3 separate regions of the Homo sapiens genome follow, and all the other regions are linked to region 2. Evidence: chromatin loops called from intact Hi-C (ENCODE). Cell type or tissue: PC-3. All regions are shown on one strand.

Region 1 (8,000 bases), 310 kb after region 2:
AAGAAGTCACACAATGTGTTGCAGGAAGTCAGGGACCCCAAACAGAGGGACTGGCTGGAGTCACAGCAGAGGAACATAAATTGTGAAGATTTCACTTTAATATGGACACATATCAGTTCCCAAAATTAATAGTTTTATAATTTCTTACACCTGTCTTTACTGCAATCTCTGAACATAAATTGTGAAGATTTCATGGACATTTATCAGTTCCCAAAATTAATACTTTTATAACTTCTTATGCCTGTCTTTAATCTCTTAATCCTGTTATCTTCGTAAGCTGAGAATGTACATCACCTCAGGACCACTATTGTGTTAAACTGTACAAATTGATTGTAAAACATGTGTGCTTGAACAATGTGAAATCACTGCACCTTGAAAAAGAACGGAGTAACAGCAATTTTCAGGGAACAAGGGAAGACAACTGTAAGGTCTGACTGCCTGTGGGGTTGGGAAAAAAGAGCCATATTTTTCTTCTTGCAGAGAGCCTATAAACAGATGTGCAAGTAGGAGAGATATCGCTAAATTCTTTTCCTAGCAAGGAATATAATATTAAGACCCTAGGAAAAGAATTGCATTCCTGGGGGGAGGTCTACAAATGGCCACTCCGGGAGTGTCTGTCCTATGTGGTTGAGATAAGGACTGAGATATGCCCTGGTCTCCTGCAGTACCCTCAGGCTTACTAGGATTGGGAAACACCAGCCCTGGTAAATTTGAGGTCAGACCGGTTCTCTGCTCTCGAACCCTGTTTTCTGTTAAGATGTTTATCAAGACAATACGTGCACCGCTGAATATAGACCCTTATCAGGAGTTTCTGATTTTGCTCTGGTCCTGTTTCCTCAGAAGCATGTGATCTTTGCTCTGCCTTTTGCCCTTTGAAGCAGGTGATCTTTGTGACCTACTCCCTGTTCATACACACCTTCCCCTTTTGAAATCCCTAATAAAAACTTGCAGGTTTTGCAGCTCAGGTGGGCATCACGGATCTACTGATATGTGATGTCATCCCCAGCGGCCCAGCTGTAAAATTCTTCTCTTTGTATTCTTTCTCTTTATTGCTCAGACTGGCCGACACTTAGGGAAAATATAAAGAATCTATGTTGAAATATTGGGGGCGGGTTCCCCTGATAACAATGTTTCCCTCTAAGCTGGTGGCTACTCTGGCAGTTTGCCCTAAAAAATGGAAGACTTGGGCCATAAAGCTACAGGAAGAGACTGTTTAGCTGGCAGGTTATCATATGGACAAGGATTACTACCAGTAGCAGTAGTCTGCAGAATTGTGTACCACAGCTCTCTACTGTTGGGTACAAGATAGGCTGCACTATCCGACCTTCTTGTCATGATTCTTTGGAGCCACACAACTAATCCTGGTTAATTCTTTGTGAGGCCATATGATGTATGGCATTTCTGGGCCATAGCATTTAAATGTCTGCATGAAACCCTCCAGAGTGATCTTTATTTTTGCCATAACAACATGAAACATTCAAGATGGCAACTGTTCCATTAGCCAGGGACCTGGAGTGACAGACATGGAACAGACCAGCTGAACTGCAATGGATTCAAACCATAACCAAGAAAACGTTTGCTGTTACAGGCCACTAAAAAATTGGAATTGTTACTCCAGCACATTGCCTATCTTGACTGATAAACAAATTTGTTCTGTTTGGCTGCAACTGGCAGGACGAAGACTAACGGTTGGAAGTTTCAGGAAGACTAATTCTGTGCAATATAAGGTAAAAAAATATATATAAGGTAAAAACATAATAAAGTATATAAAGATGAAATACTTTTGAAATTATCCATTCACTTGCACAATATATAGTGAACTCTATTCTCTGGTAAGTACGGTATAGGTAAAAATCCTTGCCTTAATGGCGGTAAGTAGTAAGTTCCCCTTCACACCCAAAATATCTGCATTGAATGGCCTCTAAAGATTTGACAGAACAAATTAACTTTAAAAATACCTTCCAACCTAGAGCTTTAGGATCTCTGATTCCTCTGGTCTTAAGAGAAAAATATGTACATATATATATATATTTTTTCTTCCTCAAGTATTTCTTTGATTCAAACCACTAACTGATCCATTGTCTTTTCACATTTTGATGTCTTTTTTCCAGCAAATAACTTCCTTCAAGGCCAATGCTGTTTTATCCTTTCCCTTGATCTTTCTTCTAATATTTAGTAGGCAATATTTTATTGTCTATTCTTTTAAGGAAATAACCAGTGCAGCTTTTGATACCAGCTACTATTATTGGCCATTTGATATGTTCCAGATTTGTCTTTCAGTCATTTAAGTCACATTTGGACTTGTTAAAAAAATCTAGTAGCACAAATGTATTATTGTGTTAGTTCATTTGAGGTGCTACAACAAATTATCTTTGACTGGGTAATTTATAAGCAACAGAAATTTATTGCTCACAGTTCTGGAAGCTGAGGAGTCCAAGATTACAGCACCAGCAGATTCAGTATCTGGTGAAGGCTCACTCCTTGCTTCACAGATGGCACTTTTGTTGCTGTGTCCTCACACAGTGGAAGGGGCAAGGTAGCTAGATTCAGCCTGTCTTACAAAGGCACTCCTGTCACTCATGAGGGTTGAAGCCTTCATGACTTAATCACTTCCCAAAGGCCCTACTTCTTAATACCATCACTTTTGATATTAGGTTCTAACACATGAACCCCAATATTGGGGGAACACTAACATTCAGACCATAGCAACTAACCAAATAATCCAGATTAAATGCCCCTTTCTTCTGAAAAATGATCTTAGCCTTGTGCTATGAAATTTGTGGCCAACTACAATATTTTATTAACATCTGAGCTGTAAGGCTTAAGAGTTTATCAAACTATGTCATTTAATGCACTGCACCCAGAATTGCATAATTCTGTATTCTAACAGAGCCCATGTGCTTTCTATACAAGACTATTGGGAGGAAAAAGCAAATTCAAAAAATGAGGGGCAAAATGGTCTCGGTTCAACTCAGAGGAGCATATCATACTTTCAGTTATAGGGGCTTGGCTGATAACTTGGGGAAGCAGATGAGTATATAAGAGTGTAAGAAAGAAAAAAAAACCTTTTTTAAAAATTTCAAATTTCTGTTCAGCTTCATTTCAGGCTTTCAGAATTGGAAAATCAACTGCCTGCTACAATAAATTACTGTTAAGCAGTAATTAAATACCGAGAATGTATTTTTTTCCATTCCAAACCTGATGTCTTTCTCAGACACAGATATTGTTACTGGTTAGGAAATGCAGCATTTTGGTAAATTAAGGCAGGAGGATTTAATGTCTCCTGGGACCTGTGGGGACAGAAAGTGATCCAAGAAGGAAAACGTTTTACTATGTTTTGCTCATTATAATCATTTATACCTTTTTGCTTTGCTTTACAAAACTAGGAGTTGTGGTGGGCACTTGTATCTTTAAAAAGGAGGGTTGGTTCCCTAAAAGAACCCTAATTCATAATTTTAAAAAATTCCTATATGTTTGGAATTGTGGTCTCGGCATAAAATGATGATCAACTGAAAAAAGATGAATAACTTCCAGTGAATTCAATAACCATGGATGAGGGGAAAAAAGCAGCATGAATACATGCTGTATTCTCCTTTATTTAGAAAAAGCACACAAAAATACAGCAGAGTTGATGTGTTTGTCACCAGGGCTTGAAAGTCGAATCAACCACTGTGTAAAAGATAAAATAAGACTGCACGGATATCAGGATTTTCCCAGCGTGCTTTATTCATAGCCATCTGACACAACAGGACCTAACAGAGCTTTTAGGAAAAACTGAATTCTCAGCCCACAATCACTTTCCAGGAACTTCCCTGCAAACAGTGCTGTGCGCTGGCAGGATGGAAATCTTAGCAATCTCCCTCCTGCTTCCATAGTTTCCTCCTCTCTAAATAAAATTATTTATGGGGACTTAATGAGAGAGCAAGCCTTGTGTGAAAGGAATTCAAGAAAGTGCGGCTTCTAAAAATACACCTAGGCAGCTCTACAGTCCTTATTGTTACAACCTGACGTTTTGCAGTTCATGCCATGAACCTAACTACACTTCTTGCCAAATACACACAAGCGTACAAAGAAGAGGAAAAGTAAAAACTATGTTACTATGTTTTATCTTTCTGCAATCCCTTTGAGTAAACAGTAGTAATTTTCTGTTGACATACTCAATGCAAATTTCCCAAAGGCTACACAATACAAAACAAAAGACCTGTTAGCTTCCTCAGAGCTGGGGGGAGGAGAGGCAGGGGGAGAGAAATAAAGTTGATGGAGCTCCAGTTTCTCCTAAGCCTGCAGTCCTGAGCCTCCAGTCACCCTAGTCTTTTTGTAGAGATTTTTTGAGTTTCAGTCTCCACTTGGGAAGGTTCCTTGGCCCCTTCTCTCCCAATGTCAATAAAACCCTCATCTCTCCCGCTTTGCCCCCAGCTTTTTGGGGAAATTGGACCTTGCCTAGGCGTCTTGTTCCAGTGGGTTGAAAAGTACAGCTGGTGATGTGAGGATAAATATTTAAACTAATGGGCTGGGTCACAGCGTGGGGGTCTTCAAGAGAGGGCCTCCTCCTCCTTCCGCCACGTGCTCCTCACTTGGGGTGCAGGGCTCCTGGACAAGGGGCTAAGACGGACGAGGGTGGGATGAAGGGAGATGGACAGACCAGACTGTAAGTGAAGGAGGCCCTCTAGGAAACATCGTCTCGACCGAACATTGACGGAGAAAAAAAAAATGGCCCAAATGCCCCTAGTGGGGAAGCATACACCCCACGCAGGCTGGGTTGGGGTGGGGGTGCTTCGCGGCCTCTCACCTGACTTCCTCCTCCGCCTGCACACACACTACAGTAACCCCCTCTACTCACCCCCCAAAACCCAGCCAAACAACAAGCAACAAGAGGAAGCCGCAGGCGACAAGAGGAGGAGTGCGCGTGTTGGGGGCCCCCGGAGAGGTGAGGGGGCAGGGTTGGCGGGCGACGAGAACCGCGCCGCGCACCCCAAGCGCACCCCCAAGCGCCCACACTTACCCCTCGAGGCTGAGGGTCCTGTCTTCCGCGCCAACCCCCGTGTGCGCCCCCTGGCCCGCCCTCGCCCCTCCGGCCCGCCGCCCCCCACACCCCGGCCGGCGCGCTGGGAGGGAGCCCGGGAGCGGTGCGCAGCAGCGGCGGCGGCGGCGGCGGCTCGGGCTCGGCTCGGCTCGGGCTTCAGTGCGCCTAGTGTCGCCAGCGGCCGCCGAGGCTCCCACCGCCAGGGGGAGAAGCCGGGCGGGCGCTGGGGAGGCGGGCCGGGCCCTGGCCGCCCCGCTGGCCAGCCCGCGCCGCACAAGCTCCGAAGCGGCGGCTACGCGGGGTCCGCCGAGCCCCCGGGCGCAGCGTGCCCGGTCCGAAGCGCCACGTCTGGATGCGCGTCCCGGGTGGCTGCGGGCTCCCGCGGGGGACGCCCCGGCCGCTCCGGTGCGCCTCCAGACTGCAGGCGCCGCGACCGACGAGACGAGAGCAGCTCCCGCCGGCCCCTTCCCCCTCCCGCCCCCGCCGCCGCCCCCTCCCCCTTCTCCCCCCCCCGCCCGTTAACATCTCCTCCCTCCCCCTCCTTCTCTTCCTTCCCTTGGCCCCGCGCGCTCGCTCGCTCGCTCCTCGCCTCGCTCTCCCCTTTAAACGCCCACTTCGTATGGGGAAAGAGGACAACTTGAAGTCAAGTTGCAATTAACTTCCGCGGCAGCCGCAGCTCCGGCGGCGGCGGCGGCGGCAGGAGAGGCAGAAGCCGCCGCCTCGGAAGTCCGACGCCGGCGCGCCCGCCCGGGGAGCCGTTCTTGGTTTCAGGCCCGCACTCGACAGCCACCGCCGCCCCCAACGTCCATGCCTGAGTGAGTTCTGCTCTTTTGCCTCCCTTTTCCCCTTGCTACTCTTGCTGTTTTATCTCTGTCCCTCTTTTTCCGGAATCAATCCAAACTTCTCCGTAGCACCCACTCCTCGTCCCCTATTGGGGCGGCTGGGCTCCCCTCTCGTGGGCGCAGGGCTTCAACGGTCTTCCGAGCCCCTTTTCTCACGCAGACGGACCTTGGAGGGGTGGGCTGGTAGAGTAGGGGAGAGCGGTCGGGATGGGGGATTTGAAGATGCCATTCGTTTTCTGTCTGGGTGTGGACACACCACCACACCTGCCCAATAGACCCTGGCTGAACAAACTCCTTCAGGTCACCGGTATGGCCCCTTTTAGAAAAGGAAAGGGGAGTGGAAAAGACCGAAGGAAGCAAATGGGGAAAAGGGGAGCCTCTCGGTGCGTTCTGGAGCCGGGCGGGCAGTAAGGTGCCTGGAGGAGTGGGCTGCGGGAGTGGTAATGTTCCCCCACCGGATCGCGAGTCTGCTCAGCATCCTTTCCCGGTCCATCTCCGCCTCCCTCCGCTCCCTGCCTGCGCGGCTGATTGTAAGCATCGGCGAAGAGGGGCCTGGGAAGTTTGTGGCAACTTCTGCATCCCGGGAGCTACTCGGGCGCCGGGGCGCTCAAGTTGGAGCCCGGAGTTTGAAAGCCGCGGCACTCCTCATTTCGAGCCCTCGCTGGCTGTAGCGAGGCCGGTCCTGGAGAGGCTGCTGGCGTGAATGTGGGTTTGGAGTTGGGCAAGAGGCAGAAGAAAGGGCCGTCCTCTTAGCAGGGGCCGGGACATCACAGGTGCAGCCTCGCAGTCCACACCGTGTTTCCCTCCTGCTGTCCAGACCCGAGCGCGGTGGCCTTTTCCTATTGCTCCAGTGCTAAGGCTCCCGGGCCGGCAGAACCGGGGTTTGGGAAACCACGACGAGAAGGACGAAGCAGGCAGGTGGCAGGTCCGGGGAGTGCCACGTGCTTACTGGGGAAACGCAGTTTCCTCTTGGGATGACCTCAGAAGACCAACAGGGGAAAGGGGCATAGGGATCTCCTTGAAAGTTTTGGCCTTGGCCTCCACTGAGGTGTTGCAAATTTCACTAACAAATGTCAACCACAGGGTCCTCTCTCAAAGTGTCCTGGTTGGCAACTTTGACCTCTGCGCCCTTCCTTGGCGAACTTTCTCAGTGGCATTCCGGACTTACAAGCAAATGTTCTAAGACTTGGACTCCACATGGTTATAAAAGAGACAGGGAAAACAGAAGGATGCCCTATTCCCCAGAGAGAACCTTACTGCTCTGACTGACTGGGTTTCCATGTTTGCATCCTTGGAGGCCAGGGGACCTGACTTTCTCAAGGGGGTGGCGGGTAGGGTAAGAATGAGTAAAATGTTACCGCTCGGTGTCAGGTTTTGTCCTAAGCAATCTGAAATTTACGGTGTTTGTACTGCTGACAGAGTAACTCATCCCGTTGAAACTTAGTTGAAATTTACACTCTATCCAAAGTGGATTTTTCTGAGATGTCAGGAATGTGAGATTTATTCTGTGGTCAAATGTAGCTGCAAAAATCAAAAACAAAAACCCATACTTTAAGTCTGAAGAAAACCAAGGTTGAGGTGTTTGCTCTAAAAACCTCTCATCTCCTGTATGGTACTACTGCTATGATTTAGCAGTAGTCCTCTATTTCTATTGCATATTATTTTCTTAGAACAGTAGTACATTCATATACTGGCTGCTCCAGTCTGCTGGCAAACATTAGCATTCAAGCTTACATTTTTGACAAATGTGCAGACAGGAATAGCATGAATAGGCATCTTAAATATTAACAACCTAAGCATCTGTTGTGAAACAAATTTAATATATTTACTCTGTTTTTCTCACATTGTTAGAAAAGGTTATAATAAGTGCATAATTTCAACTTTAGTTAGCAGAAGTAACTGGCTGTATCTTTCACTACCTCTCCAAGTGTTTATTACACAATCATCAGACATAAATACTTTAATTAACTTGGTTAAGCACATTATTAAATACACTGTAGACAATGTGTATACTATATAAAATGTAACAGTAGCAAACTATGTATTCTATTTGTACACGTTTTAAATGACTATGCATTTTATAAATATACCAAATATGTTTATTCTTCATCTTCATTTGACACTTACTACTTCAT
Region 2 (8,000 bases):
ATCTTTGTCCAATAACAACTCCTGTCTACAGAATCATCATATATATATTATATATATATAATATATGTTTATCTGAAGTTTAAATTTTATTGTGTGTCCTGTGTCCCCTGTCTTTAGATAAATAGATAGATAGATACAAACCTTCTTCAAACCCACTTTCTACTCCATCCAGTACCTCATTTCTCTCCTTCTCTTTACAGCAAAACAAACATTATCTACACTCATAATCCCCAATTCATCTTCTCACATTCTCTTGGAACACACTCTAGCCAAGTTCATTCTCACCACCTGATAGAAACAAAGCTCTTGTCAGGAATATAAATGACCTCCATGTTCTAAATCCAATGGTCTCATCTCATTTCTTATCTCTCACTTGATCTATCAGCAACATTTGTTACATTTGATCTCTCTATTCTTCTTGAAGCATTTTCTTCCCTTAGCTTCCAACTGATTTTCGTTCTACCTCACTAGCCACAAAGTTTTCCTATCCTTTGGTGGGTCCTCCTCATGTACCCAACCTTGAAATGTTCAGTGCCTCAAAGTTCAGCTCTGCTGAGCTCTTCTCTCATTGCCTTCATGATCTCATCTGACTAGAATCTGATAACTAACAAATTTCTCTCTCCAGCCAGACCGCTCCACTGAAATCCAGAGACACTATTTTCAGGGTCATCTCAGCATTTCTACTGGAATAACTAATAATCTTCTCAACTTTAACATGTTAAAAACTTACTTCCTGGTCAGATCATTATTTTCTCTTAAAAAATCTGCCCCTCCCACACTCTTCTATCCATCTGTTTGCTAAAGCACAATGTTTTGGAGTTATACTTGATTCTTCTTCTCTACACCATACATACACTCAATCAACAAATCTTGTTGACCCCACTTTCAGAATATATCTACAATCCAATCACTTTTTATCAGTTCTACTGCTACCAGTCTGATTCAGTTGTCTTTCACTGTGATGATCGCAATGGTCTCCTAATTAGTCTGCCTACGTCCACACTTGTCCCTTACATTCTATTCTCAATTCAGCAACCAGGGTGATACCACAGAAAGTAAATCTGTGCATGTCAGTCCTCTTCTCAAAACCCTCCAATGCTTCTAGCCTCACTTTTAAAAAAAGCTGAAAGTTCTCACAATGGTCTACAAACAGCATAAAAGCTGCCTTCCCTATTATCTCACTGTTCTCATCTTCTATTAATGCCCCCACCAGCAGCAGCTCATCCCACTCCAGACACATTGGGCTTTTTGCTGTTTCTCTAATATGCCAGCCATCCCCCTGAGTCAGGGATCCCCTGAGTCAGGGATCTACAGTATCATCTGTTTGAAATTTCCTTCCTCTGCATATCGACTAGCTCCCTTGTCTCCTTCCCAAGGCAGTAACATAGTAGGAACTGACTCCTGCCATGCTGTCTATCCTCCTTACCTGGGTTCTTTAGTTTTCACACATCGCCATTTAATATACTGTGCATTTAACTTTCATTTGTTGTCTATCTTCTGACCTTAAAGATGGAATTTTTTTTGTCTGTTCCCTCCACCTGCCAACCACTGATGAATCTCCAGACCCTCACACAGAAAATGTTTTTGCTAATCAACTTCCTTCTCTTGAGCAAGTAGGAAATCAACATTTTCCAGAACCCTCTGGCATTTAGAGTGGAGTTGTGTCTGACTTCTGGTCAATGGAATGTGTGTATAAAATTCATAAATAAGCTACCTCCAGCTTTGGTGCATAAAAAGCTTTCGTGAATGATGCTGTCTCTCCTTCTGCTCAGCATACTTGAAGGCCATTTGTTAAAGACGGTAGCATCTTATGGTAGAAGGAGCATGGTCCCAAATGATCGGCAGTGAGCTAAGGCACAAGTGAGAAACAAATCCTCACCTCAAGCTGCTGATATTTTTAGAATTTTTTAATGAATTAACATATCCCAAATAATATGGCACTCAATAAATATTTATGAATAAATTTAGAATTCTATATTATTTCTAATCTAACTCTCCATATAAGGTATAACATTGTTCCCTAATGTAGTAAACAAAATATAATGAATACATTTTAACCATTAGCTTTTATGTCTTTCTAAGTAGTCAGACCTACAAAGACTTTTGCGATGTATGCTCCTTTGTGCCCTTTGTACTTTTCAGAAACCATTCTCTTCGTCGTGGTTTATTTTCTTTTCTCTTTTCTAGTGTTGTTTTTCTTTGCTCAGTACTGCATTGACTTTTTGATGCTTCACTGTTGGTTCCCATATCTGATCTTATATATGAAAATCTTCACTTCTACCCATTTTTAATTTGCTCTTCTCATTTTTTCTTATTATTTGTTGTATAACCTACACTTCATAGCTGATAATGACAAACCTTGGGGATGATTTAACTGTTACCACAGAATGAGGATATTTTCTGATTTGTAAATTATCTATCATACAATATCTTCTTTTGTAGGTCCTTGGCTTGTCTCAACTCTTTTCATGAATATGCACAATAATAAGCTTTTCAAATTATTTTAGAATTTGAATCTGTTAGATATATAATCACCAAATAAAGGTAATGGAATAATGCAAATAAATTTTCTGTAATTCCTTATTCCCAAAATTTTCTGTGGATTTATCGTATCTGGTGTTGCTATTTATAAGAACTACTGTTATTTGTTTTTAGTATTCCCATATTTAATGGTGGGCTCACACAACCCTTTGAAGACTAGAGGAAATGGTATCCCTTGTGGTAACACTTAGGATTATTTTCAAATAAAACCTTTTTAAAACAAGTTTGATGTAGTCAGAATGTAGAGATAGCCTGGAATTAAAATGTGCGAGGAGTAGGTTTCTTAATGGTTTATTTCAATGGGATGTGAAGTTAGAATTGTTAAGAAATGCAGAATGCTAATTAACCAGAGTTAGAAAACTGGGGATGACAGAAAATATCCTGAAGTGAACTCCTGATTAACCTTCCTTATTGAAAGTTCACAGAGGCAGGTGATCAGATGGTACAAAGCTGTCAGGAGATCATGGCCATTTAGATTCCTGGGGGGTTGTTCCATTTAGTTATTCCACCAACCAGTAGGGGGAGACACAGAATACTCCTTTGCAATCTAAGCTCTAACTAACTCCGTTTCCTGGACCTCATCAGACCTTTCTTTGTCTGTAACAGGTAGAACAAGTTCGTCCAGTCTGACAAAGCTCACTTCTTTTATTGTTTTTGGTTTCTTGAATTACAGTTGATTTTGCATTCAAGTGACTCATTAAAAGGAGGGACTTGTGCGTATTTGGTGGTTTTACAGATACTAGATTTTATCTTTTTTTTGAAATAAATAAATGTGGCCTAAAATTTCTTGGTGAACCTGATTGAAGTTCAGCCATGTAAAGAATTAAACTTCACCCTATCTCCTAATCACTATCTCCAATAATCTTAGCCCAACAGTCAACTTTATAGACGTTACAAAAATAATTCTTACAGACCTAACAGCAATCTATTTTGAAATTTTAAAATGTCTATGATAGGTAAATTCACACCGGTTAGAAGGTCCAAGCTTTGTGTTTTATCTCCCAGGAATCATAGAATTTTGCTTTTATCTATTCATCAGTTCAGTTCTACAGATATCTGGGATCCCTTCTATATGCCAGCCCCAAAGTTAGGTAGTAGGGATAAAGATAGGTCCCAGCACTTGACCTTTGGATAGACAAACATTTAACACACAGTTTCTGAACAGTGTGACCCATGCAACACAAGAAATGTGGAAGAAATGTTGAAGTAACTTAGATAAGGTGAAATTAACTTCACCGGAAGTAGGGCATTGAGGTAGGCTTATAAAAAAGGCTAATACTTAAGCACGGCTTTAAAGAATAAATAAGAAAGAAAGGAAGGATTTCAGTAAAAATGGAAAGAGATGTGAAAAGGCATAAGATGAATAATGTATTTGGGTAATTCTCCTTTGTGTTGCTGGAAGATAGTGTGAAAGGGGGGTTTATGAGATAAAACTGAAGGGGCAGGTATAGGACAAGGGTAGTAGAGAATCATGGACCAGGGTGTGGGGATAGACAACAGAGCGAATCAGGAGGACAGGGCTCTCTTTGTCCAAGTGCTTGTTCAAACTTTGATGCTTATTCAGGCTCTACACTTGACACACCTGCTGACAAGTGTGTCATAAAGGAGACTATGGAAATATAGGTGAAATAAAAAAATCTGTGATCCCATTCCTTCAGAAAGGTTATCTTCACCTATTAGCAGAAGAGTTGTAGATATGAACTACTAGGTAGCACATTTCTCAAATATTAAACGGCATATTCAAAGATCATTTCAACTTCAAATTTATCTTGACACCCAACAATAGTTTTTCTTTCTTCAAGCTTTAATTTTAAAGATTAATTGGTTTATAGAAAGGCCTCAAAAGAATTTCTTGACAAGCAGATCTGTGGGTTCTTTAGATAAAAACAAAGGCAAAACAACCGTGAACGAACACCTATTTTGCTTTTCTCATTTTGATTTCTTTGATTAATAATTTTATCTAATCTTCTAATTTTATAGAACATTGAGTAGAGATGATGACTTTGGGTAACGGAATTCTTACTTGTGTTACATAAAACATATGTGGGTTGTTGCTTTTTAATAAGTCATTTGAAAAAATAAAGATTGGATGTGCCAAAATCCCCAACCAAATCGTACTTAACAGCCCTTTCTAAAAAGAAAATAAAACTCTTAAATGTTTACACAAAACCTAATTACCAGTTTGCAAGCATTTCAGGTGGTTGAAAAAGCATAGGCTTGACTAGGAAGAAGTAGAATAAGTAGACATACTATTTCCAGTAAACAAAGCAGAGGTCAGCAACTTCTGAGGTCATAGTCAAGATAAAGAATGCTTATATATGCTTTGCATAGGTCTCAGGTTTGCTTGTAGAAAAAGGGACAAAACAATAAAAATAAGGGGAATGAAGAAAAGAGGAGAAAGAACAGAGGAAACTGAGGCTAAGAAATAATGAGAAAAAGTAAAGTCATTTGGACCAAAAGGGTTGAGAACCCTGGGGCAAGGGGAAAAAGGACAGGGTAACCTTGAAGGACTAAAGCAAGTCCAGAGTGGCTGGAGCATGGTGAACAGGTACCTTCAGTTTTTTTGCACCTGAAGAAGGTAAGAATTGAGCCACTCAATCTGTTCTTTTCATTTGATTATTTCTTTCTCTATTTACCAAGTAACTCTTAACAATAAAAACAGTACCAATAAAATTGTTTTTGTTTTTCAGTGGAGACATCCTAATCTCAGGTCACATTTACTAATTTCTCCCTAGTTAAAAAAGATGTAAAAGTGACAAGTGAGACAATTCTAAAACATATGCTATTCTAGATGCTAGACTCAGATACTTGATGGAAATATGGGTAGTTTTCATTTGTTCATACCATGTAAGTGGAAGTGGAGAGATTTCCTGGCTCTGAGTGAAGACCACCCTTCTAAGTATCATGTTCTCATCTCTTTTTACTAGCTGTCTGCAGCTCATGCAAAATGTGATAGAAGATTAAAAAACTAGCCCACATATTCCTACAGAAGATAGCTACCGTGAAAATGAAGAAATTGTCCACCCTCTGCAGGATAATTATTAAGGAGACATCATCCAATGAAAAGAAACCCCAACCACCTCTCCACATTCAAGCAATTCCTTTAGAGCCTTTTGTTTTATTCCTGCACATTTTCTCACTCGATCTGAATTCTAGAGCCAACGTGTTTTTTATTCTTTAGTTTTGCTCTTAGTTTGATTTCCACTTCGATGCTTTGGAGTTCCTTACTATTTTGATAAATTTCCAATGGATACTGTCACCTGTGATACCCCTACTGAGTTGAGGCAATTGGCCAAAATCTTTCCAACAGGAGGTGTTTCTCTTTTGGCCATGTCACTCTGTCAATAACTGCTGATGCTCTTGGTCAATGGCTATGGTTAGGAAAGAAGTATAAATCATTTTAGTATTCTATTTGATCTTCTGATCATCCTCAAATTCCTTGCATTACAGTCGTCAGTGCAGAAAAACAAGGCTGGGAGGAATGAAACGAAAAACTTCCTCTCAGAGGAATGTGATGAAGATAACAAGTAAATTTTAAATGATCAGATTAAGGAATTCTATGAGTCTAGAATTGGCAAGCTTAGTTCTTTAAAGGGCCAGATAGCAAGTATTTTCAGCTTTATAGGTCATGCATACAGTCTCTGTTGCAACTACTCAACTCTGCCCTCATCCCATAAAGCATTCATGGACAATACATAAATGAATGAACATCATTGTCTTTCAATAAAACTTTATTTACAAAAACAGGCAGTAGGCCATATTTGGCCTGTGGTCCTGTAGTTTACCAACCCCTACTAAAGTACAAGATACTATTATATTAAATATATTTGACCTGAGGTATCATGAACATGCACTTACAAATTTCGCATTCCAGCAGCCTACAGAAGCAATTTCTGTTGCTCTTGTATACTGCATTGCTCATATTGACTTCATAGAAACCCTAAGGATAGAATGGGCTCATTCTGCAGATAAATCCACAGAGTGGGCTTTTACAATTAGAGAAAAACATTTGTAAAATAGAGAATCAACTAGAACTACTTTTTCTAATCAAATGATGATAATTGTGATTTAAGCTTTATTTAGCCCAAATTTTAGTCTGACTAATTCCCATTGATACCCACGTTGGCATTGAGACCATATGTCACTTATCCAATAACTTCGAAGGAACAATTGTGTCTTTTCATGTAAATCTTGCAAAGCTCATGGATCACTGACCTGCTTTAGTTGATGTGTGGCATATCAATTCATCCTCAAATACACACAATAAACCTACCCATCTCATTTTCTTCTGAGATTTTATTTATAAAGGAATTCATTAACATACACTCACTAATTTTGAACCAAGGTAGCTTGACCATTTTGATTTTTTTTTTTTTGGCCTGTCAAGATGCCAAAAGCATTTAGAGCACTTTACTAATTTCCCACTTGCCAAATTTCCATTTTAACTTCAAAGCAGTAGGAACCCAGAGACAAAACACAAAGCCCTCTTAGCTACCCAACTCCTATTGTCCTGCTTTACACTGGTTAAAAAAAATAAGTAAATGAAGGGCGAAACAGATTGTTTTTGAAACTGATAACACAATTTGTTCTCCTGCTTCATATGTTAGATTTCTGCCTGCAGCAAATATTTACAGCAGAGTTTTAACCCTCTCAAAATCAGCTTGATTATGTAAGGGCTGCAATTGTCTTTCAGAGAATACCCTTGACAATATGGCTTTACAAAAGAAAAAGTAGTGACCTCGGACACTGTCCTATGTGCATGGTCAATGTTTAGTTACAAGAAGACATGCAGACAGAAAACAGTCAAAAACTTGTTGTCAATTATTTAGCATTCCCATAAACCATTAGGCGGTCAAAAATATCTTTAATTGATTCCATCGCTACCTATGCTACTTATTATTTATTACTATAACAAACTTCTCCATGGGAACAGCTAATTGTACCTCCCTGGTGGCCACTTCAAGTGGAATAAGCCCTGCACAGTGCAGCCTAAGATATGCTGAAAGGTCTTCAGCTTTGGGGATTTGATTAAAACTGTATTACATGAACACATCAGCAACCATTGCCAAAACAAAACACTAATTTAAAAAATCCTTCTGCTTTACTGCTTAACACAATTGAAAGGAGCTTTGTGTGCATGTGTGCATGCATTTGTGTGTATGTGTATGTGGGTATGTGTGCGTGTGTGAGACAGAGAGACATGGGGAGTGGGAGCAGGAGGAGGGGTTGCATATGTTGTCTCGTTTGAAGACAATCATATTTAATGGAAATAATGTGGCATTCTGTGGCATAATAAGGCAAAAGAAAAGGGCAATACTGCCAGCTGCATTGTGGGTATAGGCAAAATCCCTGACCTGGTGATAAGACTGCAAACTATTGCGCCAGAAAGAAAATTGTACAAGAAGTAAATTATCTTGCCCAACCCTCCCTACACACACACACACACACACACACACACA
Region 3 (8,000 bases), 330 kb after region 2:
TTTGTACAACAAGGCACTAGAGTGCACAGTCCCTACTGAAAACAAGGCAGGTTTCAGGGAAACATGTCAGGCATTACTAGTTTGAAGCAACTATTAAAGTATCCATATTGGAAATTTCAAATTTAACCTACCATATTTCTATTTCTTATACTTTAGCTAACATATCTTCCTTCAGATTTCCCCACATTTTAACTTTTAAAAATTTACTATCATTTGGGCTTTTTACTAAAAATTTGCCTTAAATTTCTTTTCCTATTTTTGATGCTGTGTTTTCTGTTTATCACATGTTCATTCTTTTGCTCAAGGCTTGGGTTTGTGTGCCAAGATTCACGGTTGCCTTCCCAGATTTGGCTAACCTTTCTGGTTTGTGGGTGAAACGTGGGTGCTATTAGAGTGATATATTTTCATTTTGTTTCTCCTAAACTTACTCTCCCCTAGGAGGCCATCATTTCCTACACTTTTCTGCTTTACCTTTTGGCTTTTCTTTAGATTTGTAATGTAAACAGTGTGCCTAAGAGTGTATTGGTGGCTTTACAGAGCTTAATTTGCAAATTTCCCTTTTATCTCAGTACTTGTGCTAACTTGTTGCTTTTTTATGTGTAACAAAATGTTTATCTGACTGATTTTTCTCTTTTCCCTACCAGCAAATTCTGAAAAATAATTCTTGTTTTTTGTTAATGATTAACTGCCTTCAGGGTGCTAAAATGGTAGAACTAAAACCTAAGCGATAAATGAGGCATTTCTATTTTGGGTTACATTGTAATATTCTTTATTTTTACATGAACTATATTTAATAGATTGTCTAAATAATAGGATCATACTTATGTGGTAATGACCATTTATCTAACTGGGTAACCTACCCTAGATTACAGCAGAAGTGTTTATTGCTACAACAGATGTATTTACCAACCCAAACTTTCCTCTTTTGCCTAGCGTAAATTATTTGAAGAATGATGGCATCTTTTCCTTTATAATAACAAGTCAGGTCTCTTTCAAGTGACCCAAATTTTGTTTAACTCGGCCACGTATTTCTTCTTCCAAAGTATTCTATGGCTCAGAAGTGAGGGCGATTTGAACCAACGTCTGACTAGTACAGAACGCTCTTACTCAGTTCTTTCTAATGTTGGCTCCTCATAGTTTAAGGACCACCCTCCTTAGAGGATAAACATTCCGAGCGTTTCGAGGCTCCTGGCCTTTATTGCTGTACACGTTTCTGCACCCTCCGCGCTTCCCCGGAGAGAACTGCCTTCCGTCTGTACCCCTCCAGCCACTTCCTGATGGCTCCCTACCTCATTCCTCAGCGCCTGTCACCTGCGTACCCGCGCCCTTCTCCCACGGGGCCGGTGCGTCTCCCTGTCCCCCCACCTCGCCTGTCCCTCTGCGACGCTCCAGGCGTACTCCTTTTTGTGGCTTTTGTGGCGTGTGGGTGGTTGGTTAGTTTTCTCCCCTGGCCCTCGCCCCCTCCTCCCCGTCATTTTCCTTCCCCCCGCCCCCCGTGCCCGTCCTGCCCGTCCTGCCCCTCCTCCCTCCCACTCACACACCTGCCCCTGCCGCCCGCGCGCCGCGCGCTCCCCTCCCCGCTCCGGCGGACGCTGCCAGGGAAGCCCCCTCTCCTCCTCCCCTCTGCGCCCTCCCTGGCGCGTCTGGCGGCGGCCGGCGCTAGCCCTCGCACAGCGCCCTGTTATTCTGGGTATTGTGTGTAATAAATGTCGGGCCGCCTCACTCTAATCAAGCTCATTACAAATTCTTGCGCGCCCGGGGCCGGAAATCGTGCGCTCCCCCCATTCCCTCACTCATTCACTAGTTACTTGTCTTTCGGCTTTTTAACTCGCCGCCCCCGCCCCCTCCCCCAATCCCGGCCCTCCAGCCCGGGTTTTAATCCCCATCCCTTTTCCGCCCGCTCCGTGCACCCTGCCCCCCCACGCCGCCTTCCTCCTCGGCTCCGCACCCCCTTCCTCCTCTCCTCCCCCCTCCTCCTCCTCCGCCGCCGCCGCCGCCGCCGCCACTTTCTCGCTCGCTCCCGTTCCCCGGACGCGGCGGATGAGCCGGCCCCGCTGGGGAAGGCTCCGGGCGGCGGCGGGCGGCCGGGAGGAGGCTGCGTGCTCGGGGCTGGGGCTGCGAGCGGGGTGATTTTGTATTAAAATGAGGAGGAGGAAGAAGAGGCACCCACAGCGGCAGCGGCGGCGGCGGCGGCAGCAGCAGCAGGAGCAGCGGCGGAGAGGGCTGCAGCCCGGGCGGACGCGCGGAGCCGAGCGGGGCACGGCGGCGGCAGCGACAGCGGCCGGGATGAGTCAACTAATAATTTAATGGGGGCAGAGACGGCAGCGAGGGGTAGAGCTAGCGAGGGAGAGAGCGAGAGAAGCAGCCCCGTCCGGGGACTCGCGCTCACACTCACGCACACACACAAACACACACACACCTCTCCCTGTGCCACCCAGCAACACCCGGCCTCGTCACAACAACAACAGCCGCGGCCGCCCTCTATCCTGCCCGGGGGCCCAGCCGAAAGCCAGGGCGACTCTAGAGGACGCTGCCCGCCCCCCTCTTTCATTTCGGGAAACTCCTGATCAGTTTTGTCGGGGTTTCTGGGTTTCTTTTCCCCCAAAGTCCTAGTGCCATTGTGGTGCTCGTTGTTTACCTCGGACTCTGGACGAGTGAGAGCTTGGCGACTTTTTGGGGGGAGGGGGCGGGGAGTTTGTCGCTGCCTAGGCGGTGGAGGTGGCTGGGGGTGCCTTCTGATCTTCCTCCTCCTCCCCCTCCCCCCGAACCTCTTCTCTCCTCACTTGCTGGGACCCCAGACGCTCACAGCCCCGCGTCAATGGGCAGGGAGAGGGTCCTTGCGGCTGTTGTCAGCGAGGGCAGAATCAAAAGTGGCATTTTAGTGCCTTTCCGGGGCTTTTCTCGCGACCCCCTGCCCCCCACCCTCGCTGTCCCCCGCTAGATGCCCTCGTTGGGGGTGCGAGGCTGTGGGGAAAAGTTTAAGGTTTGTTAATATTAGTCGCGATTGTTGGCGAGGGGGGTGGGGGTGATTGGAAGGGAGGCGAGGTGGCCTTCCCAATGCGCGTTATTCGGGGTTATTGAAGAATAATATTGCAAGTGACAGCCAGAAGTAGACTTTCTGTCCTCACACCGAAGAACCCGAGTGAGCAGGAGGGAGGGAGAGACGCGAAGAGACCTTTTTTCCTTTTTGGAGACCTTGTCCGCAGTGATTTTTTTTTTTTTAAGAGAATCCTCAGTCACCACGTCGTTTCCCCAGCACCATCACAGTGTACAGCTCATAACGGGTTTTGCTTTGTTTTTACGATTTCCCCCCAACGAATCACTTGTCAGATCAATTTTATCTTCTTCCTCCTCCCTGCTTCCCACTCTCCCCTCCTCCCCATCGCAAACCCTGTTCTCTGAGGTTAGACATTTTACAAACCCCTATATGTTGGTTTTCGAATTGTGATTTTTTTTTTAAACCCCTTTCTCATGGCTACTCTTCTAGACGTTTATTTCTGCCCTTCCCCCGCTTAGGGGGGCGGGGGTAGGGGAAAGGAAAATAATACAATTTCAGGGGAAGTCGCCTTCAGGTCTGCTGCTTTTTTATTTTTTTTTTTTTAATTAAAAAAAAAAAGGACATAGAAAACATCAGTCTTGAACTTCTCTTCAAGAACCCGGGCTGCAAAGGAAATCTCCTTTGTTTTTGTTATTTATGTGCTGTCAAGTTTTGAAGTGGTGAGTTTCAGGTCGGTTTTGCTAATTTCACTCAGTAAAACTGCAGTGTTTCTGTTTCTAGATAGTACTTTGCTTCTTTGTCTCTTTAAAAGGTCACAGTGAAAGCTTGGCCTGGATCGTGCCGGCCATATGGAATGGATAAGGGCACAATCTTAAAATGTGATTATGGGGTTGTGTGGGGGCGAAGGAGGCGATCCAGCTAGAAACTCATTGAAAAGGATCTCGCTTTGCAAAAAATCGGTTCCTAAAAAACTAGAATTTCGAGATTTTCTTTCCTTTTAAAGGAAATAATTGTTGTTACTGAGTTCACTGTTTTATTCAGTAATTATCATATATGGTCTTAGTTTATGGGCAGATAAATGGGATTTTCAGAAAGTAGCTTGCTTTCTGTGTGGCAACCAGACATTGCACTAAAATGGGTTGTAACGTGTAACTCAAAAGAAACTCTTCAGCCTGGCATCTGTTGAGACCATAGTTAGTTCCTGCTGCTGTCATCCAAGCAGGCCTGTTGGAGGTTGCTCTTTTCAATCCCAAACTGAGGTTTGGTGAACTTTAGCCCGGGCATAGAGTTAAAATGAGTAAATTGGGTGTTTTATGCGCATTTAATTTTGGTTTGTAATGTAAAGCTTTTTACACCACGACTTAGTGTTTAATAGATGCTTATAGGTGGGTATTCAAAGGACAGTTTTTCATGACCTATATGATACTTTAGATTGTCAATACATTAAATTATAATGTATCACTTTCATTTGCTGTACAGTTTCTAGTGTTGTTAAGCCTCATGATTACTTAATATGTTTTATAGCATTAACTTTGATGCTGTTGTCTACACCCCCTCCCTTTTTTTCCTCTTAAATTGCCCCAAGGGCTAAAGATTTTTCTTTTCAAATCATATGTTTTAAAATTCATCTTCTGCTCTAGGATGAGGCAACCAATTTCAGAAAAAGCTCTGTGTTATCCACATGAAACGTTATAAAGAGTGTTTTGAATAAGTTAATAATCATCTCTTTCTAATTTTGGCTTTAGACTGCAGTTTAATATAATGGAAAAGAGTAATCTTGCTAAAAAGTGGTTTAAAAAGGCACATTTATTGTTAATGAACCTCATAACCAAAAACAGATGGGACCTCTATCAACGGTAAACCTTTAGTTCTCAGTGTGCCACTCTGGAGTACAAAGATAAATAGCCATTAATTTTTCTCAAACTTTATAGTTCTTCAATTGGCATTCTTAAGGTTGCTTTTAAACTTCCAGATTAACATTGCTGCCCCCCTTTTCTTGATTATATGGTAAGAAGTAGGCTATGGTTAAACAGAAGAAAAAATATTTACAGAAAAGCCATGCTAATACAAACTGGCTTTCAACAAATCCAGATTTAAATAGCTCCAGTGTAAGAATTTACAACAAAAACAAGCTATATCAAATTACTAGACAGCTAGGAAAAATGGTAATTATTCTCTCTGGTTTTCCTAAATATGATCCCCTTAGTTTCATAAGCTCAATACTTCAAATACCATCAAAGTTCATAAAATAATTCTACTTACCTGTTCTTATCAATTCTAATTAAAACTATACTTTAAAAATGACTTTGATATTGTCTAATCACTTTACTATAAATGATGGGAAAATTGATGTCTAATATATAACTGAAAATAATTATCTGTTAATTTTTTTGAAGTTAATTACAATGTTAATGCCATTGCATGCTGAGGTTATTTCTGAATACTGGATATTTTGTTTTACCAGTATCATCAAGGTTTTTTGTTTGTGTTTTTTTTTTTTTTAATTGAGCTTGGCACTTCAACCTAATGTGCATATCACGAAGTGTATTCAATTTTTTAAAAATATTTATTGTTAACAGCCCTCTATTACTAATGGACACCTAAATACTGACTCTAAAACACATGAGTTTTAATGCATCAGTACGTTGGATATTTGAAAACCCTTCACTTCTTCCTGTTTCTTTAGGGGTAAACTGATCCAATCACATCTTTGGCCCAAAACTTGACTAGGTCTGTCACATAACTCTTGGAACTTTGATAGTAGAAAACTTTTTCTATGCATTAATTTACAAAAGCCAATGGGGAGTTTAAAAAGCAGTTAGATGTTTGTTACCTTCTTTTGAGATGGTTTATGTTTTTTTCATAAGAATTAATATACATACACATATAAAATGTATACATATAAAACATATACATTAGATTTCTAATATTTTGAACTATGATCATCTTTCCATCCTTTATTAAAGTGTTTCTGCTGTATTTTGTAATGTGTTTCTAATTGTTAAAAATTGGGACTACGTAAATGCAATTTGCTGTTTTCTTTTTAGCTATACTTGTAATAATTCTTGTTCTAAAAGTAAGCCCATTTTTCCCCACTTAGTTTTTTTATAGGCCAGTTATCTTTTTATTCATGTGTATTGGTACAGTTTCCACAGATCATTTTGTTAATTTGAATAAGAATGTAATGCTATCATCTAGAAATATAGTAACATCTGTATCATATCTAGATAGGCCATTTTACAAATACATTATATTTGTGGAGAGATATCTAGAGCTAAAACATTTACATAGGACACATATATACACGTAGGTCCCCGCCCAACTATAACGTGTCTTCTTTTTAAATTCTGGCAGGTGATCTTTAGACAGTGACTGAGTATGGATCATTTGAACGAGGCAACTCAGGGGAAAGAACATTCAGAAATGTCTAACAATGTGAGTGATCCGAAGGGTCCACCAGCCAAGATTGCCCGCCTGGAGCAGAACGGGAGCCCGCTAGGAAGAGGAAGGCTTGGGAGTACAGGTGCAAAAATGCAGGGAGTGCCTTTAAAACACTCGGGCCATCTGATGAAAACCAACCTTAGGAAAGGTAAATACCTTCAAGCCAAATCTTGAAAAGCTGAAAGCCCTGTTGTCTACACAAGGCCACACTGTGTGGGGGTGGAGTGGCAGAACATGTTTTGTATACTCTGCCTTTATTCTCCTTATGATCGTACATTAGTTACATTCTGGGTCCTTAGTATCAATCACGTTGGAAAGTATAGCCTCCATGCTTGGGTGGAGCGTTCTACTGTAGACTGGAATCATGGAACATTTTGGGTAATAAGGACTGAATTAAATATAATGGTTTTAGTTTTGGCAGGGTCCATTCAAAAGGTGTTGTAGTCGAGGATTGTAGGCAGCTGTTTCTTCAAACTAACCTGATTAAGAATAAAACACTTAGGTGATTTGAGAGTTACCCTAGCTTCTTCCTAAGATTCTTAGTTGTAGGGCAGTTTCAGAGATCTTGGACATCTTATGTAGAAGTTTGGTAATGTTATTTTTTGTGGCTTATTTTCTTAAGAGCAAATTCATTAGCAGTAAAAAATCTGATGATTCTAGTTTTTTATTTTTGTTTTAATTGGGTATTTTTGATGAAGAAAGAACAGATTTAGGCAAGTTTATAAGGGGAAGATGTGTAACTGTGTGACTTTTTTCTACCAATATTAAATTGATGCAGTTTAACAACTTGGACTGTGTTTAACAGTGTTGTTCCTGTAAAGCAGTGCCTACCCTGGGTGTAATGCATGTGCCTCATAAGGAGCTTCATTTTGTGTCTGAATAACATGTATAGGAATCAGATTTTCCTTACATTTGCTAAGCAATGGATAAAAATGCTATATTTTAGCAACCAAGAATATTAAGTAGATAAAGTTAGAAGGCAGAGGAATTTCATTGTGTTTGATGCGTAACATTTATCATACAATCATTTATTTTTTCCTTGGTTTGGCGAAAACAAAGAATATATTGATCCTGAAATGAACAGACACAGCAGTCCGTATTGTTAGATCTTTATCTATTAAAAATGGGAAAACAGCACTTCAGCAAATTCTTTGGCCTCTACTCATGATTACCCTATTTATTGATTGTTTGCCAAGAATGTATGCATCTTAAGAAAGCCAGGGTAAGAGCATTAAAAATATAATTTATTACGGCTTTTCAAACAGAGTGCATTAATATTGTACTGTGAAGCACTGGGGCTGTATAAAAAAGACTTTCTGACGCCTGCAAACATGTAAGTTCCATAAATTCCTAAATAGGAGATTTCAGCTGTCTCTGGTATTATGTGATATTTGCACAGCAAACTTTAATGCCAGGACAGTTTTAGACAAGGATTCTACAGACTTCACTGCTCCTTATGGCAGACGTGCTGTTTACACAGGCTCATAAACCTTCAGCAAAAGCTTCTAAGACTGCCTTCAGGTTTAAATCATGTGGTATTTTTAGCATTCAGCAGTGACCA

What was found. Hi-C counts contacts between places; a loop is a spot of excess contacts. Peaks named below come from ENCODE experiments on the same cell type or tissue, not always from the same donor. Only the 100,000 strongest peaks of a DNase experiment are listed, where the experiment ranks them.
Region 1: it touches region 2 in a loop (6-fold over the local background); 13 of 110 quality-filtered maps call a loop at or near these places.
Region 3: it touches region 2 in a loop (4-fold over the local background); 12 of 110 quality-filtered maps call a loop at or near these places.

The regions. Positions count from the first base shown.
Region 1 is chr3:18,442,445-18,450,444 of GRCh38, reverse strand. It overlaps SATB1-AS1 (SATB1 antisense RNA 1), which reads right to left and starts at 5,208. Exons shown (of 7, transcript NR_125803.1): 1 at 5,003-5,208. It also overlaps a transcript of SATB1 not described here. RefSeq lists a silencer at 5,083-5,302. In PC-3, no CTCF peak of the experiment used is centred here; no DNase peak of the experiment used is centred here; H3K4me3 peaks cover 3,324 bases; H3K27me3 peaks cover 2,762 bases.
Region 2 is chr3:18,753,361-18,761,360 of GRCh38, reverse strand. No RefSeq gene overlaps it. Among named protein-coding and RNA genes, the nearest start is that of SATB1-AS1, 310 kb to the right of the region's middle. In PC-3, CTCF peaks have their summits at 2,862 and 3,063 (motif pointing right); a DNase peak (open chromatin) is centred at 3,140; H3K4me3 peaks cover 295 bases; H3K27ac peaks cover 1,051 bases.
Region 3 is chr3:18,419,344-18,427,343 of GRCh38, reverse strand. SATB1 (SATB homeobox 1) reads left to right here and starts at 2,005. Exons shown (of 11, transcript NM_002971.6): 1 at 2,005-3,717; 2 at 6,353-6,587. The coding sequence starts at 6,377. In PC-3, no CTCF peak of the experiment used is centred here; a DNase peak (open chromatin) is centred at 3,803; H3K4me3 peaks cover 4,076 bases.